2 separate regions of the Homo sapiens genome follow, and region 2 is linked to region 1. A link is an interaction called in ENCODE POLR2A ChIA-PET data of the cell type or tissue named here. Cell type or tissue: PC-9. All regions are shown on one strand.

Region 1 (8,000 bases):
TCAGGTGTCATGGAGAAAGCAAGTAAGATGGGGACAGTGAAGTTTGCTAGACATGATACAAGTAGATCGTTAGGTGACTTACTGATACAACGTTATAAGTAGTGACCCCTTAACTGTAGGAGTTAATTCATACGTTGTAAAGTTCTCCAGTATTGGTATTCATTGATCTTAATTCTCTCCTTTTTAAAGAGAAAAGTTGCAGACCTGAATATGAAGAGGAGCTTCTCTTCAGTCATATCTTAATTTTCCATTTAGCCTACAGATGCATGAAGTAGAGAATTGACATCATAGCTACTGGCAGCCTCTGTAGCTGTTAAGAAGAGTGTTCACTAATGAGTTTTATATAAACAGGTTCTCTCTCAATTTTGGATTCGGGTAGTAGTCTTTACAATCTTGAAATGTGCATGCTGCACTACCCCAGGTATACCATTGACAGTATGGGGAAAGGTTCTAAGTCTAGTCCTTTAAAAAAAAAAACACACACACACATTGTATAAAGTGATTATTTCAGACATAAAGTCTGACTCTTCAAACAGTTATGAGTTAAACTTATACCTACTTGGGCTTTATAATAAATGAATGTGCTATCTTTTTATTATTTACTGAGGAGAACAGATTAGAGGCGGACTAGAAAATTAGGGAGAATGACCAATTGCTTGGCATAATTAAATGGTAATTTTCAAAATTAAGTTGTTTGAGATCTTTTAAAATTATTTACATTATATATTAACAAATATTTACACAGGTTGAGCATCCCAAATCCAAAATGCTCCAAAATCTGAAACTTTTTGCTCAAAGGAAATGCTCATTGGAGCATTTCAGATTTCAGAACTGGATTTCAGATTTCAGAACTGGGGATGCTTAACTGATAAGTATAATGCACATATTCCAAAATCTGAAAAAATTTGAAATTCAGAATACTTCTGGTCCCAAGCATTTCAAATAAGCGATACCCAATCTATAATTACATATTGAATACAAATCTATCCCGTAAGAACTGATATTAAGGACATTGCAAAAATCACTATAACCATTCTTATCCAATAGAAACTCTCATACTTTATTTTCCATCTTAATTATGTTTTGCTTAAACTAAGTATTTGAATTCTTATTCCCTGGGCATATATTAATTCGTAGTAGATAATCTGCAAACAAAATACATGACTTCCTATTACTAGCCACTTGAAAATATAACAGGTAGTTGACTATATGTATGTATGGTATAGTATAAATAATTGCCTCTAAGTATAAGATTTTGAAAGGTAAAAAAACAAAATGTATGTCTGTACTATTATTGGTATATAGTTTCAAAAATTCACAGAAGGGAGCCAGGTGCTCTCATTGCCTAACAAAATAATGGAAATATGTATTCATTCTAACATCTTGACATACAGTATAAAGGGCACTCAGCAAGTGCTTTTTAGTTAGACTGATTTTAAATGAGTAGATTCAGGAATACCAGAAAACACACACACACACAGATAATTGGTTGAAAATACGAGGTTAGAAACTTAACCATTGAAGAGGAGTAAGGCTACTTAAAGCGTTAAAAACTAATTGGGTAAGGTATGGTTGACCCAGCTACTTCATTTGCCTTACGATGTATATTCATTAAACTAAGTCACTCACCTTCTCTGTGATGTTGATGGTTTGGTATAGTAAACATGAGATATGATTAAAGGTGATTCAGGGATAGATCAAGTGTCTGCCTAAGTAAATCTGTGTTTTCATTTTTTTTTCTAGTACCATAACAGCTTGGGGGAAAGACCATGAAAAAGATGCTTTTGAACATATTGTAACACAGTTTTCATCAGTGCCTGTATCTGTGGTCAGCGATAGCTATGACATTTATAATGCGTGTGAGAAAATATGGGGTGAAGATCTAAGACATTTAATAGTATCAAGAAGTACACAGGCACCACTAATAATCAGACCTGATTCTGGAAACCCTCTTGACACTGTGTTAAAGGTAAATTTTCATATGTAACTTTATTATTAGAATCCCTCTGTAGGCCAGCTGCATCAATACTACTTTTCATTTATATACACACAATTTCAGAGCTGTGTGGACCAGTCCCCTTTATTTTAGAGTTGCAGCCCAGAGAGAGTAATAGATTTGCCTGAGGTCACACAGTAATAGCACAGAAGGATACCAAGACTTATGGATTGTTTTACTGTCAATTAGACATTTGAATAGATATTTTGTTTTCTGCTTACCTGCAAAATTAATTAACAGCATTGCCATTTTAATTAATCCTATGATTTGGGCACCAAACTTATTTGCAGTTTGTTTCTTTTTCAGCATAAGTCACTGCTAGACCTTTGAAGTTGTTAGCACAGAAGAAATAGGAACAGGGTGATGTGGAATAAAAATAATTCAAAAATACTCTTCAAGTGGAGGTTCTTTAGAAATACTGTTGATTCATAATGTAGCAGTGTTACTTTTTGTTGTTAATGTTCAAGGACTTGGTTTATCTTCTTCAAAAAGTAGTAATAGCAGGCTTATTTGATGCCTACTACTAGAAAAATATTTTAGGTGATTTACATAAGATACGCCATTTAATCTCTACAAAAAAAAACAGTGATAAATATTACTGTCTCTGTTATAGAAGAAAAAAACAGAGGCTTAAAAAGGTTAAAGTAACTTGCTCAAGGTCACACAACATGAAAGATAAGGAGTCAGATATCCAGTGTAGGTCTTTTGGCTGCAGCCTTGCTACTTGACCACACCATTTGTCAGTTAATGAGCAGATGATACTTACCCCTTAAGAAAGGGAAACAGAATTAAGGAGGTCTTTTCTTATTCTATTAAATGATAGGCCAATCTGAAAGTCTTGTCTTAGCCTGCAATATTTGGTTTTAGCAAACTTGATAGGTTTCATGTTTTTACTGTTACGTAATAAAAAATGTACACAGCTAGTTATGAGAAACTGATTTCATCAATGGGGAATTTTCTCTTTGTTAGAATCTTTAATCAGTTTATTTAGGAAAAAGAAATGATTGTTGTGGGAAGAGAATGTATTTCTTTTGTTTATATGACCAAGCTTTCTGAGAAATTTTAATTTGGTGTACAAAACTTTTAGTAGTTAGTGAATGAGTAAGATGATTTGTGTATTGTGCAGTTTGGCTTTAAGAGCAAAGGAGAACTTAGAGACTATGGGTTCTAGATGCTGTGTCTGCCTTTCACAGTTTCTCTGAACTTTGTGATTGAACTGGATTCATATTGGAGTTATATATCAGACAAAAACCAAAGTCATTGGGCACAAGCAGAATAAGTCCAAATTAAAAGTATAATCATGAGTTTGTTAAATAATGCTTTATATACTTCTTTAAAATATACTTATTTAATATTAAGGATTTTTTTTTCCTTGAATCCATATAATTTGAAAGGTCTAAGGGGAAAAACTTGTTTTGAGCCACTTTATGATGTGAATTCACTTCATAGGAAATAACATGCTTGTTTTTAATGTACTTTAACCCTTTAAAGTACACTGGACCAAATTTTAGAGAGCATATACATAGTGTTATAAAATTTTTAAAGTAGTTAATTTTTATATTCTCGATTATCAAAGCAAAATCATTTAACTTTGAAAAGCTCTTATACTTGTTTTCAGCTTTAGTTATTTGTGTTGCATGTGTATTTTTCCATATAGGTTTTGGAGATTTTAGGTAAGAAGTTTCCTGTTACTGAGAACTCAAAGGGTTACAAGTTGCTGCCACCTTATCTTAGAGTTATTCAAGGGGATGGAGTAGATATTAATACCTTACAAGAGGTATGTGTTTTATATTAAAAGTTTCAATAAGGCATTTCTTATAATTAAGTTTGTTTATGTTTGATAAAGAACACAATATAAATACAATTTTAAGTCTTTGTAAGTGTTTATGTTGGTATAAATCTCTGTGCATTGCTTAAAGTTTAGAAATAATAGTAGTTTAAAATACAGAGGTGCCAGCCAAGCCATACTTACTCTTCCAGTTGTCATTGGCCACCCTGAATGATGAATCTAAAGAAGTATCATTGTGAAACAAGGAAATGTCAGTCAAGAAATATTCCTTGGAATATAAAACAAAGCCTTGACTCTGCTGGCATAGGTCTGAGTTTTCATAGACTGGAGCTTCACAAATCTGTAAAACTCATAATATTAATGGGTGCTTTTTCAGAAATTATAGAATAGCTGCCACCTCTTCTAAATTAAGCATTGACTGTCATCAGTATTAGATTTAGCCAGATAGTATAAGTGTTATGCAGGCGTACCTCATTTTATTGTGCTTTGCAAACATTGCATTTTTTTACAAATTGAAGGTTGTGGCCACCCTGTGTTGAGCAAGTCTGTTGGTGCTATTTTTCCAACATGTATTCACTTCATGTCTGTGTGACACATACTGGTAAATTCTCACAATATTTCAGACTTTGTCATTATATCTGTTATGGTGATCTGTGATTAGTGATCTTCGATGTTACTACTGTGATTGTTTTAGGGCACCACAGGGCACACCCAGATAAGGCAGTGAACTTAATTGATAAATACTGTGTGTGTTGTGACTCCTTCACCAGTTACCCATTCCCTTTCTCTGCTCACTTCAAGTTTCCCTATGCCCTGAGACACAACAGTATTTAAATTAGGTCAATTAATAACCCCACAGTGGCCTCTGAGTATTCAAGTGAATGGAAAAGTCACATCCCTCTCATTTTAAATCAAAACCTAGACATGATTAAGTTTAGTGAGGAAGGCATGCTGAAAGCTAAAATAGGCCTCTTAAGGCAAACAGTAGGCCAAGTTGTGAATGCAAAGGAAAAGTTCTTGAAGAAAAATCAAAGTGCTACTCCACTAAGCATATGAATAAGAAAGTGAAACAGCTTTATTGCTGCTAGGGAGAAAGTTTGAATGGTCTGAATAGAAGATCAAAGCAACCACAACATTTCCTTAGGCTAAAGCCTAATCCAGAGCAAGGCCCTCGTTTCAATTCTGTGAAGCCTAAGAGAGGTGATGAAGCTGCAGAAGAAAAATTGGAAGCTAGCAGAGGTTGGTTCCTGTGGTTTAGGGAAAGAAGCCATCTCCATGAGTGCAGAATGAAGCAGCAAGTGCTGATGTAGAAGCTGCTGCAAGTTACCCAGAAGATCTAGCTAAGATCATTGATGCAGGTGACTAAACAGATTGTCAGTGTAGAGGAAACAGCCTTCCATTGGAAGAAGGTGCCGTCTAGGACTTTCATAACTAGAGAGAAGACAACATCTGCTTTGAAAGGACATGCTAACTCTCATTAGTGGATAATGCAGCTGGTCACTTTTAAGTGGAAGCTAGTGCTCATTTATCATTCTGATAATCCTAGGACCCTTAGAATTTGCTGAATCTACTCTGCCTGTGCTTTATAAATGGAACAACAAAGCCTGGATGACAGCATGTCTGTTTACATCATAGTGTACTGAGTATTTTAAGCCCACTGTTGGGACCGACTGCTCAGGAAAAAAAAAAAAAAAAAAGATTGTTTCGAAATATCATTGCAGATGGCATCTGAGATCTGATGGAGATGTACAAAGAGGTTAATGTTGTTTTTCATGCCTGCTAACACAACGTCCGTTCGACAGCCTATCCATCAAAGAGTAATTTCAGATGCTATTATTTAGGAAATATATTCTTGGCCGGGTGTGGTGGCTCACGCCTGTAATCCCACACTTTGGGAGACCGAGACAGGCAGATCACGCAATCAGGAGATCAAGATCATCCTGGCCAACGTGGTGAAACCCCGTCTCTACTAAAAATACAAAAATTAGCTGGGTGGGGCAATGCATGCCTGTAGTCCCAGCTACTCAGGAGGCTGAGGCAGGAGAATTGCTTGAAGGGAGGCAGAGGCTGTAGTGTGCCAAGATCACGCCACTGCACTCCAGCCTGGGCAACAGAGTGAAACTCCGTCTCAAAAAAAAGAAGAAATATATTCTTAAGTCTGTAGCTGAAAGGGTTCACCATTCTAGATGCCATTTAAGAACATCATGCTTCATGGGAGGACGTTAAAATGTCAGCATTAACAGGAGTTTGGAAGAAATTGATTCCAACCTTCACAGATAACTGAGTCTTGATTTGACTTCAAGACTTCAGTGGAGGAAGTAACTACAAATGTGGTAGAAATAGCTAGATAACTAGAAGTGGTGGAGCCTGAAGATCTGACTGAATTGCTGCAGTCTCATGATTAAACTTGAACAGATGAGGATTTGCTTCATATGGGTGGATACAGAAAGTGGTTTCTTGAGATGAAATCTACTGCTGGCAAAGATGCTGTGAACATCGTTGAAATGACAACAAAGGACTTCGAATATCAGTAAAATCAGTTGATAAAACCAAAGCAGGGTTTGAGAGGATGCACTCCCAATTTTGAAAGAAGTTCTTGTGTGGGTGAACGCTATCGTACCAAACAGCATCGCAAGCTACAGATAAATCTTTCGTGATAGAGTCAATTGACGTGACAAACTTCATTGTTGTCATTTTAAGGCATTGCCACAGTCACCCCAAAACCTTCAGCAACCCTGATCAGTCAGCAGCCATCAACAACAGGGCAAGACCCTCCACCAACAAAAAGATGACTCACTGAAGGCTCAAGTGACCATTAGCATTATTTAGCAATGAAGTATTTTTAATTAAGGTATGTATTTTTAAGACATAATGCTATTGCACACTTAATAGACTACAATGTAGTATAAACATAACTTTTATATGCAATGGGAAATCAAAAAATTCCCGTGACTTGCTTTATTGCAGTGGTCTGGAAGCAAGCCCACAGTATTTTCAAAGTATGCCTGTATTGTCTTAAAATTTTTGCCTCGTTTACTAAATAAGGTTCTTAAGGGCCATAATTTCATCATAACACCTAAAATACTCTGTAGAATATCACTAACATAATGTAGGCCATTTGCATTCAGAAACCACTGACATTTTGATGTATACGAATCTCAGATGGTATCTACAGCTATGAAACACAAGTTTTTTTCTGTTCGAAAGAGTTTGGTGGAGATAGAGTAAGGTCAGTACCCAAATTATAGTAGTTTTCCAAAGATTGTTGTACATAATACTTCTCACTTCCAAATCAAACAGTATTTCTGCGGTGATGGTGTATTTAGAGTTCCAATATGAGGCGTCCGGAATAGATCTCTTGTAATAACAGAGATGAGGTTTCTTCCACTACCTCTTCCAAACTGCCTTGCTTAAGAGAAGTGGGAATTCCTTCAGCTAAGACATTTGGTGTTGGGACATAGGGGCTTTCATGTGGAAAGGAAAAAAGAAATAGAAGAAAAGTCTGCAGGGAGAAGGGGGAGGACCTTACACATAGCAATCTCAGCTGACACACCTAATTGCCGTTTTCCCCTTAGCTCAGCTGAACTGACAGTCTCTTACCTTGGTGTCAGTTAAGTACTGTTCCCAGGTGCCTTTCAGGCACTTTAGCACTTACGTGTATACACAGACACACACACACACCCCTCCCCCTTGCAGGTGAAAGAACATGGCAGGGTACTGTATCTGTTTCAGAAATCCCATTAGCCTGCCTGTTGCTGTGCCTACCTTTCCTTGTTCCAGCAGTCAGCTGTTGGATTGTTCAGGCAAGTTGAACGGAGTTCAAGTTGGGTGTTCAGTCAGGTACTCAAAACTTTCCTTTCAAAAATCAAAGCTCTTCGGCTTTCTTTTCCTTCTTTTCTTTCCTTGTTTATATAAACTTTAGGAATGTATGTGCGATTTTTTTTTTTTGACAGGGACTCAGTCTGTCACCCAGGCTTAGTGCAGTGGTGCAGTCACAGCTCACTGCAGCCTCAACCTCCCAGGGTCAGGTGGTCCTCCCACCTCAGCCTCCTGAGGAGCTGGGACTGCAAGTGTGTGCCACCACACCTGACTCTTTTTTTTTTTTTTTTTTAATGTTTTGTAGAGATGGGGGTCTCACTGTTTCCCAGTCTGGGAAACAGTCTCAACTGTTTGGCCTCGAACTCCTTGACTCAGGCCTCCTAAAGTGCTGAGATT
Region 2 (8,000 bases), 240 kb before region 1:
ACTCCGTGCCTCTGCACCTTTGCTTATGCTGTTCCCTATGCCTGGAATCATCTCTTGTCCTTTCTAGCTTGAAGAAACAAACCCTTTAGATATTTCAAGCGTCAGCTCAGTTGTTACTTCCTTGTGAAACCATAAACTTAATCGCAAAATTTGTCAAGTCTCTCTTTGCTCTCAGAGCACTTCATCCATATCTCTGGTGTAGCTTTTCTCATTATTGCATAGTACATTTGTGGTCCTCATCTGTGAAATGGGAATAAACGTAGTATTGACCTTATAGGGGTGTTGTGAGGATGAAATGAGTTATTGCCAGCAGGAGACCAGGGCCAAGTGCCTAGTTTGTTACGCCACGTGTTAGTCATTGTCATTAGCATTGTCCTTTATCCTCACTGAGGCTGTGAGAGCCACAAAAATAGAGGCAGGTCTTATTCACTGTGTATCCCCAGGTCCCAGCCCAGCAGCTGCAAATGAAATTGAACTGCAGTATTTAATTCCCTCACTGCACTACCTCATGCACAGAAATGTTTGAGGAAACAAAAACAGGTTGAATTTCAGGAGACTTTTTCCTGCTACAGAAAAGCATTTTTGCAGGTGGTTGGGTGGAAATAAAGCCAAGTAACTTGGAGAAACCCTAGAATGCTGTAACACCAACACCATTTAGCTGGACCCTTGCAGTTTGTTGTCAGATAAGACATCCCCGAAGAGGCACTGAGACCCTTGGGGACCTGTGCTTAGAAGGTGCCTCGTGTTTGTAGCTGTGTCCAATTTCAGTTTCTGGAAGAAGGCAGAGGAGCTTCCAGCCAGATTGAGTATCTGTTCCCTGGCTGGCGGGCAGCCTGTGTTCTTCACACAGATGGGAAAGCCAGGGAGAAGCAGAGATAGATGAGCCCTCAACCCAATGAGCTTACGCCATGGGGATTTGTCAGAGTGCTTTGTAGTGACTTTCCTAGGGGCAAAGAAGTAAAAATTAAGATAACTCTCGCTATTGGTTTCTATTCATTCTATCATTGCAAACCAAATAAAATTAAGATCCCTTAGCTGTGTGTTAAGTTCTCCATTCACATACCCTTGGTTGCAGCCACCCTGTTTCCTAGGCTGGTACTTCCCTGTCTCTATGTCTCAGCCCCCTTGAAATACCTTACTGCCCATCTGCATGTGTCTATAGCTTACTGATCTTTCAAGGCAATCCAAAATGTGATCTCCCTTTTCCAGATATGCCAGGTCTTAGGACTCTGGCCACATCTACAGTCCTTTCTACAGAGATTCCCACCTATAACTCTACTTCTGAGGGAAGTAGTGCAAATGGTCACATGTTGTAACTCCCCAGCCTTGTAATCTGTGCCCCCCTTCTTCCTCTGCCACTGCTAACTGGGCTGGCCCTGGAGCATGGACCAGCAGATTCTGAGGTGAGCAGAAGACAGCTTTGCCCACTAGGGATCTGACTACACTGGACCAATCATATTCCCTCTTGGGCAGCTTTAATGTGAGCTAAAGGAGGAACTGCAAGTTTGTAGAAGGCAGGAAAAGAGGCCATGAGGCCATAGGTCTTTGAGAAGTTTTCAGCAAGCAAAAGCCATAATTAAGCAACACACACAAGATATGTTCAGTGTAGGGTGAGTTAATTAGTTGGCAGTGGTAGGAGCGGTGGGTGTGCATGGTAGGAGCCAGGACTACAAGGATGATTATCTTGTGCTCATAGACCCTTCCTCTTCCCAACCTGCTTTCCTGAACCCTGGGTTCCATTGAAGACCAGCTACATAATTTGCAGGGCCCAGTAAAAAATGAAAATGGGAGGTTCTTTGTTCAAAAATTAAGAATTTCAAAAATGGCAGCCTTACTTGAAGTGAACCAAGTGTGTTTCTGTTCCTTATAACTGTAATCATTTGACTAAAACAGTCCTCCATTAAGTCTTGATCCCTTTCCTTTGTAAATAGTTTGACTTTGAAGTAGGGACAACTTGTGGTTTCTTTTTAACTCCCATGGTAATTTACATTTAACTTTGAGAACTTAGCACTTTATTAGAGCCCAGGAGTTAGTGAGACTCATGTCTCACCTTCCCATCTGGAAGCTAAATTATTTAAAAAGCAGGTCTATGTCTGATTTATCTTTGTTAGCCCCACTATCTTCTTATCCAGCTCATGTTGTTATAACAACTAAGTAGCAAAGGGATCATCTCTCCTCTGTTGACTTGGTTTACCAATAGTAATTAGCTACGTGACTGAGGATAAGACCAAACTGCCCCATTCTTGGGATAATCCCTTGCATAAAATATGCCCCTGGTGTTCTTAGGATTATAACAGTAGGGCATGTTCCCCCTTCACCCTTGTAAGACAGAAATAACATACTAGTGATCACAGAATCACCACTCGTAGACATTGGCTTCAATAATTACAGAAAGAGGCTTTTTGAGCTCTCAAGTCAGTAATGTAGGCTTATAGTTTATATCACATTTATAAATATGTATCAGGAACTGTGCTAAATACTTTGCACCAGGAAATAATAAACTTTATGCAACAGAACTGTGCTAAATACTTTGTCCACATTATCTTCCTTAACTTGATTCTCACCACAAACACAATAGAGGAGTTTCTGTTTTGTCCACTGGGCAATAGGAAGAACTAAGGCTTACCTTACATTGACCAGGGGCACCACCACATTACTTGATACCAAAATCCATACTCAGCCTCTGCTTCCTGTTGTCTCATCACTGTGGGATTTCACCAAATCTAGACTGTGGCCCTAGGCAAAATTGTGTCTACTGCTCCCTCCCTCCCTTATCTGAGACCATTTATTCCAGCTTTTGGGGGATTGCTACCTCTCCCACAGGTAGGCATTGCCAGCATGCTTCCCCATCACTTCTGTTAATCAAAGAGAAAAATTATCTGCTAAACACAATAGGGAGTTTAGCATTTGCATTTTTAAAAAGAGTCCAGAATCTATATTTAATCTGAAGCATGATGCTTCTAATGTTTTCTATAGCAAAAACCCTAAAGGGAGTGGAAGATGTTTGATCAGCCACTCCAAAAGGAAATCTTCTTCGAGTCTTACATTCTAATTTGTATAATCCACAACAATTTTGTTTTATTCTCCATATTCTGTTTATGTTGATGTTAAAATAACATACTATTTTAGATTACTTTATTAAATTTGATCGATGTGTAAATCTTATTATTTAGCTCTACATCCCTACCCACTGCAAATCTTATAGGAAAAATGGAACTCTTGGAACATGTGCCAGATTTATCCTGTGGATGCTTATATTCACTGGTTCATGTCTGAATCCCTCAACCCAAGAGGTTTAAAAGTCATAAATTAGAAAATTGTTAGAGGCAGAATTTGAGGATCAGAGAATGAATGGGTATTAGAGGGCAATGGTGAATCCCCAGTGGGTTTCAGCTCATACCTTGCTGGCCCATCTTCCTGACCATGCACCCAGGTGTCAGGGTGTCAGTTTCTAGAGTAGCATATAGAAAAGCAAGAATGAAATAGATACTAGTCCTGCTGTCTGGGCTGTTCAGTAGATGCTTGACAAATAGGTTGAAGTTGGGGTGTCATGCGTAAAAGACCACAACAACTGAAACATGCCTTAAAAAGGGATTCAAAACCATGATAGAATAGTAATATTCAACATCACTGGAGCACTAAAAATATACTAGACAATTGGCAAGTTTTTTTAAATTAGAAAACATGTCTTATTAATACATATGGAAGACTTTTGAGGTATTATTATCATCTGAATTTTATTTTTTTATTTTTTATTTTATTTTATTATTATTATACTTTAAGTTCTAGGGTACATGTACACAACGTGCAGGTTTGTTACATATGTATACATGTGCCATGTTGGTGTGCTGCACCCATTAACTTGTCATTTAGCATTAGGTATATATCCTAATGCTGTCCCTCCCCACTCCCCCCACCCCACAACAGTCCTCAATGTGTGATGTTCCCCTTCCTGTGTCCATGTGTTCTCATTGTTCAATTCCCACCTATGAGTGAGAACACTGAATTTTATAGATGAGAAAAGTGTGACTCAGAGAGATAAAATAGCTTGCCCAAGGTCATATGCTGATAGCTGATAAATTACTTGGCAATATTTTTGATTGTCTACTCAATTGCCATTCCCTCCCTCCTTGCTAATAAAGCCATGATTGGGTTAATCCTCTTCTAAGAAGTCTTATCTTTTAAAAGAGCCTGGGTCCTTTTCCAGCTCCACTGGGGGTGAGAGGGATGTGAACCTTAATTGGTTGAAGCCACTTATGGTCATCTCATTACCCTTGTCAAATGACTGCACTAGACATGGGCAAAGAGAGGTGAGTAGAAGTCAGCTGGAAGGCTTAGGGATGGGAAAGTTTTCCTTGTTCTTCAAAAAGGGGCACAAAGGAAGAATGTTTATTTTTATGCTTCTGGGCATTGTCATCCAAATACGGAATTTAAGACCTGTGGCACCCATTGTAAAGGATCCAGATAAAAACTTCCCTCAGAGAAGATTTATCCTGTCTTCTGCTCAGGAGATACAGGGATAACTGATCCCATTAAACCAATCAGTGACTAGAAAGAGTTGAGCTTGTTGCCGTTCTTGAAAGGCTGTGCCTACCTCTGATTCTATTCTGTTCCTGAAGTATAGTTTTCAAGGTCTTTTGACTGTGAGACTGGTGTGTTTCACTGGAGCACCTTCCTCTGGAAGTCTTGAACTCTAATGTTCATCTGCATTACTGTGAGACTGCAGAAAACCCTGCCCAACTTTTCAGAGGTTTTCTTCTTAGATGTTTAGCCTAGTGTCCCAGCTTCAGAATTCTGTGAATGTCTTGGGGAGAAAACAGTCCATGTGTTAGGCCCATTTCTCTACCCTTCTGATGTGGTTTGGCTGTGTCCCCACCCAAATCTCATCTTAAACTGTAGCTCTCATAATCCCCGTGTGTCATGGGAGGAACTCAGTGGGAGGTAATTGAATCATGAGGGTGGGATTTTCCCATGCTGTTCTTAAGATAGTGCACAAGTCTCATGAGATGTGATGGTTTTATCAAGGAGAGTTCCCCTGCACATACTCTCTTGCCTGCTGCCATGTGAGACATGACTTTGCTCTTCTTTCACCATCTGCCATGACTGTGAGGCCTCCTCAGCCATGTGGAACTGTGAGTCAATTAAACCTCTTTCCATTATAAATTTCCCAGTCTTGGGTATCTCTTTATTAGCAGTGTAAGAATGAACTAATACACCTTCCCTTCCTACTTGGACATCAGGCTCCCCGGCTTTAGTTTTGTCTGTCAGCCCCATGAGACCACCCAAATTCTCTCTGGATCTCTGTCCCCATCAGTGGCCCTGTGCTCAAAGTCTAGGTGCTCAGCTTCTTGTCCTGAGCCCAGATTTGGCACATACCCCCAAGGACAAAAGCCTGCAGAGTCAGCACACTTTGCCACCGTTATCCTTGTTCTGGAGTCCTGTGCCCTCTCATCCCTATTGCATCAGCAATCTTTAAACAGAGGATTTTTGAATTTTACCCAGTTCATTTAGTTTTTCTCAGTGGGAACACAGGTCAGCTGCAAACTACACCAAGTCTTACTCGGAAGTTAAAGGGACTCTGTTGTGTTTAAATTAAAGTAGATGATGTAAAATGACAAATATCTCAAATATCTTTTCTAATTTTTATTATAAAAATCTTCATTTACACAGAAAAGTTGAAAGAATAGTGAATCAATGTTACATACCCACCACCCACATTTTTAAAATTATTACCATTTTGCTATATTTGCTCTGTCATCTAACATTTGCTGAACCATCTCAAAATAATTTGCAAATATCATGATCCTTTTATCATAAATAATTGAGCCTGTATCTTCTAAAAATAAGAAAATTCCCTTTTGCCATAATACCGTTACTGCACCTAAATTTAATAATTTTCTATCAAATACCTGATGCATAATTAAATTTTGTCTATTGTCCCAAAAATATCATCTCTACTAGTTTCTTCCAAGTAAGATAAAGTCATGCATTGATTTTTTTTCTGACCTAGCACTTTTTTTTAAATGACATAGCAATTTTAAAATGCTATACAACTGATTTAGGTTAAATACTTTGGGTAACGATACTACATAGATGATGCTACATAGCTCACATTGCATCATATTAGCAGGCACGTGTCTCATTGCTTCAATATTAGAGATGCTAATTTGATCACTAGGTGAAGGGGATAACAGTCAGATCTTTCCACTATAGAAATTATGTTTTCCCTTTGCCATTGCCAGGTCACCTGGCACAGAGCAAATGTCCTGTTTCCTACCAACGTTTTACTTACTGGTTTTAGTATTTATCGTTAATCCTTGCCTCAATAAATTAGCTTACTGGAGATTGCAATATGGGTAATTTTCTAATTCTCTCATTCCTCCTACACTCATTATCTAGCATTCTTCTCTGTTAGAAAAAAAAATTGTTTTAAAACTTCCACCTCATCAACTGAGGACAAACTGTAATGTCTCCTGAAAATGGAGGATAAATTTTAGTTACTCTTTAATAACTAACTTTCTGAATAAGGGGATGATATGTCACCTTTAATGGTAGCAAATTAGTTTCCCCACCCCCCTTTGGAGTATAACCATGGACTTTTATTTATTTAATGTGTTCGATGAATTACAGTCATTATTCTTTTGATCTTTAAATTATTCCAGATATTACCAGTGATACCTCCTCTCAGTTGGCATGCGTGTGACAATTGAGGACTTCTGTGCTTTCTGGAACAATACAATGTTCTGTACTTGTACTTACTCTAGCCATTTCTCTAAGAAGCCTTGGTTCCTGTAACTGGAGAATAGTATATGAAAATCAAGATAATTGGACTATCAGTGCTTATTACTACCAGAATGACATTGCTTGAAACCCTTTCAATGGACAGAGACACTATATATATAGTATATGTCGTTTTGAAAATCATGAATTTTCATCGATATTTCTAATTAAAATTTAATATCACATTTTTTCTAAACTTCTTTGTATCTCTTCATTCCCACTGAAAATCTTGGACCTTAATAATATGTTTCCTAGCTTTCTCTATCCTACAAATACATAAGTTAATTCAAAATTATAGTGCTAATACCATTAAATCTTGGAACATATTCCACTAAAATGAACAGTGAAAAGTCAACTGAACTGAAGTAATTCTTTACCTTACCAATTTGTTACACTCTCAGGTTCCTTTTTTTAGTTTGTTTTCAGTTTGATAGTTTGGCTATTTTAAAGTTTTATTTTGCTTTTAATATGTAAATGCTTTAATCATCTCCTATTCACCCCACTGGTGAGGGACAGACTCCCACCGTAGGGTTATGGGGGTGGCTGATCACACATGATCTGACCCTGGGCAAAGGAGATTGGCAGCAGTTTATTAGTGATGTATACTCATGGCCTGGGGGAGCAGTCCACAGCACACCATGCAGGGCCACACAGGGAGGGTCACACAGGGATAGTACTCAGGAATAGAGTGAACAGCCAGGAGCTGTGGGAGGCAGGCTTTGTAGTACCAAGGGGGCAAAGTGCCCCGGGTTCCCATAGGAAGATGTGTGTTTGAATAATTCTGTGGACTGGTGGGGAACCAAAACCCTCTGCTCAGGAATAAGCAGGAACTGTGTCTGTCTCTTTCATAAGAAGGGTTGCTTGGCTAGAGGAACTTATCTGCAGAAGCAGAGTCAGGAGGGGAACTTACGGTGCAAGGCCCTCCTGATCTTATCAGATGTCATGGCAGCACATCATGGAGCTTTAAGTGAGGTCTTCTAGCACATGGACACGTTTGTGTGGTTCAAAACCATATACAAAAGAATCCCCAGAGAAGTACTGTTTCCTTCCTTATTCCTCCCACTCTCTTTCTCACATAAGACAGCCTCTTTTGTTAGCTTCTGATTTATTTTTCTAGTGTTTCATTTGGAAAATAATAAGCAAATCAGCAAATCTTGCTCTCTACTATTTATCTGTTATCCACCTATCATTTTTTGCTTCCTTTGTAACACAGAAGAAGC

What was found. Peaks named below come from ENCODE experiments on the same cell type or tissue, not always from the same donor. Only the 100,000 strongest peaks of a DNase experiment are listed, where the experiment ranks them.
Region 2: POLR2A ChIA-PET joins it to region 1 with 16 read pairs; 2 of 35 experiments call an interaction of 5 or more read pairs at or near these places.

Annotation. Positions count from the first base shown.
Region 1 is chr7:106,257,361-106,265,360 of GRCh38, reverse strand. It overlaps NAMPT (nicotinamide phosphoribosyltransferase), which reads left to right. Exons shown (of 11, transcript NM_005746.3): 7 at 1,744-1,969; 8 at 3,654-3,773. Among named protein-coding and RNA genes, the nearest start is that of NAMPT, 24 kb to the left of the region's middle. RefSeq lists enhancers at 4,310-4,834, 4,835-5,361. In PC-9, no CTCF peak of the experiment used is centred here; no DNase peak of the experiment used is centred here; H3K27ac peaks cover 2,489 bases.
Region 2 is chr7:106,501,841-106,509,840 of GRCh38, reverse strand. No RefSeq gene overlaps it. Among named protein-coding and RNA genes, the nearest start is that of CTB-30L5.1, 93 kb to the left of the region's middle. In PC-9, no CTCF peak of the experiment used is centred here; no DNase peak of the experiment used is centred here.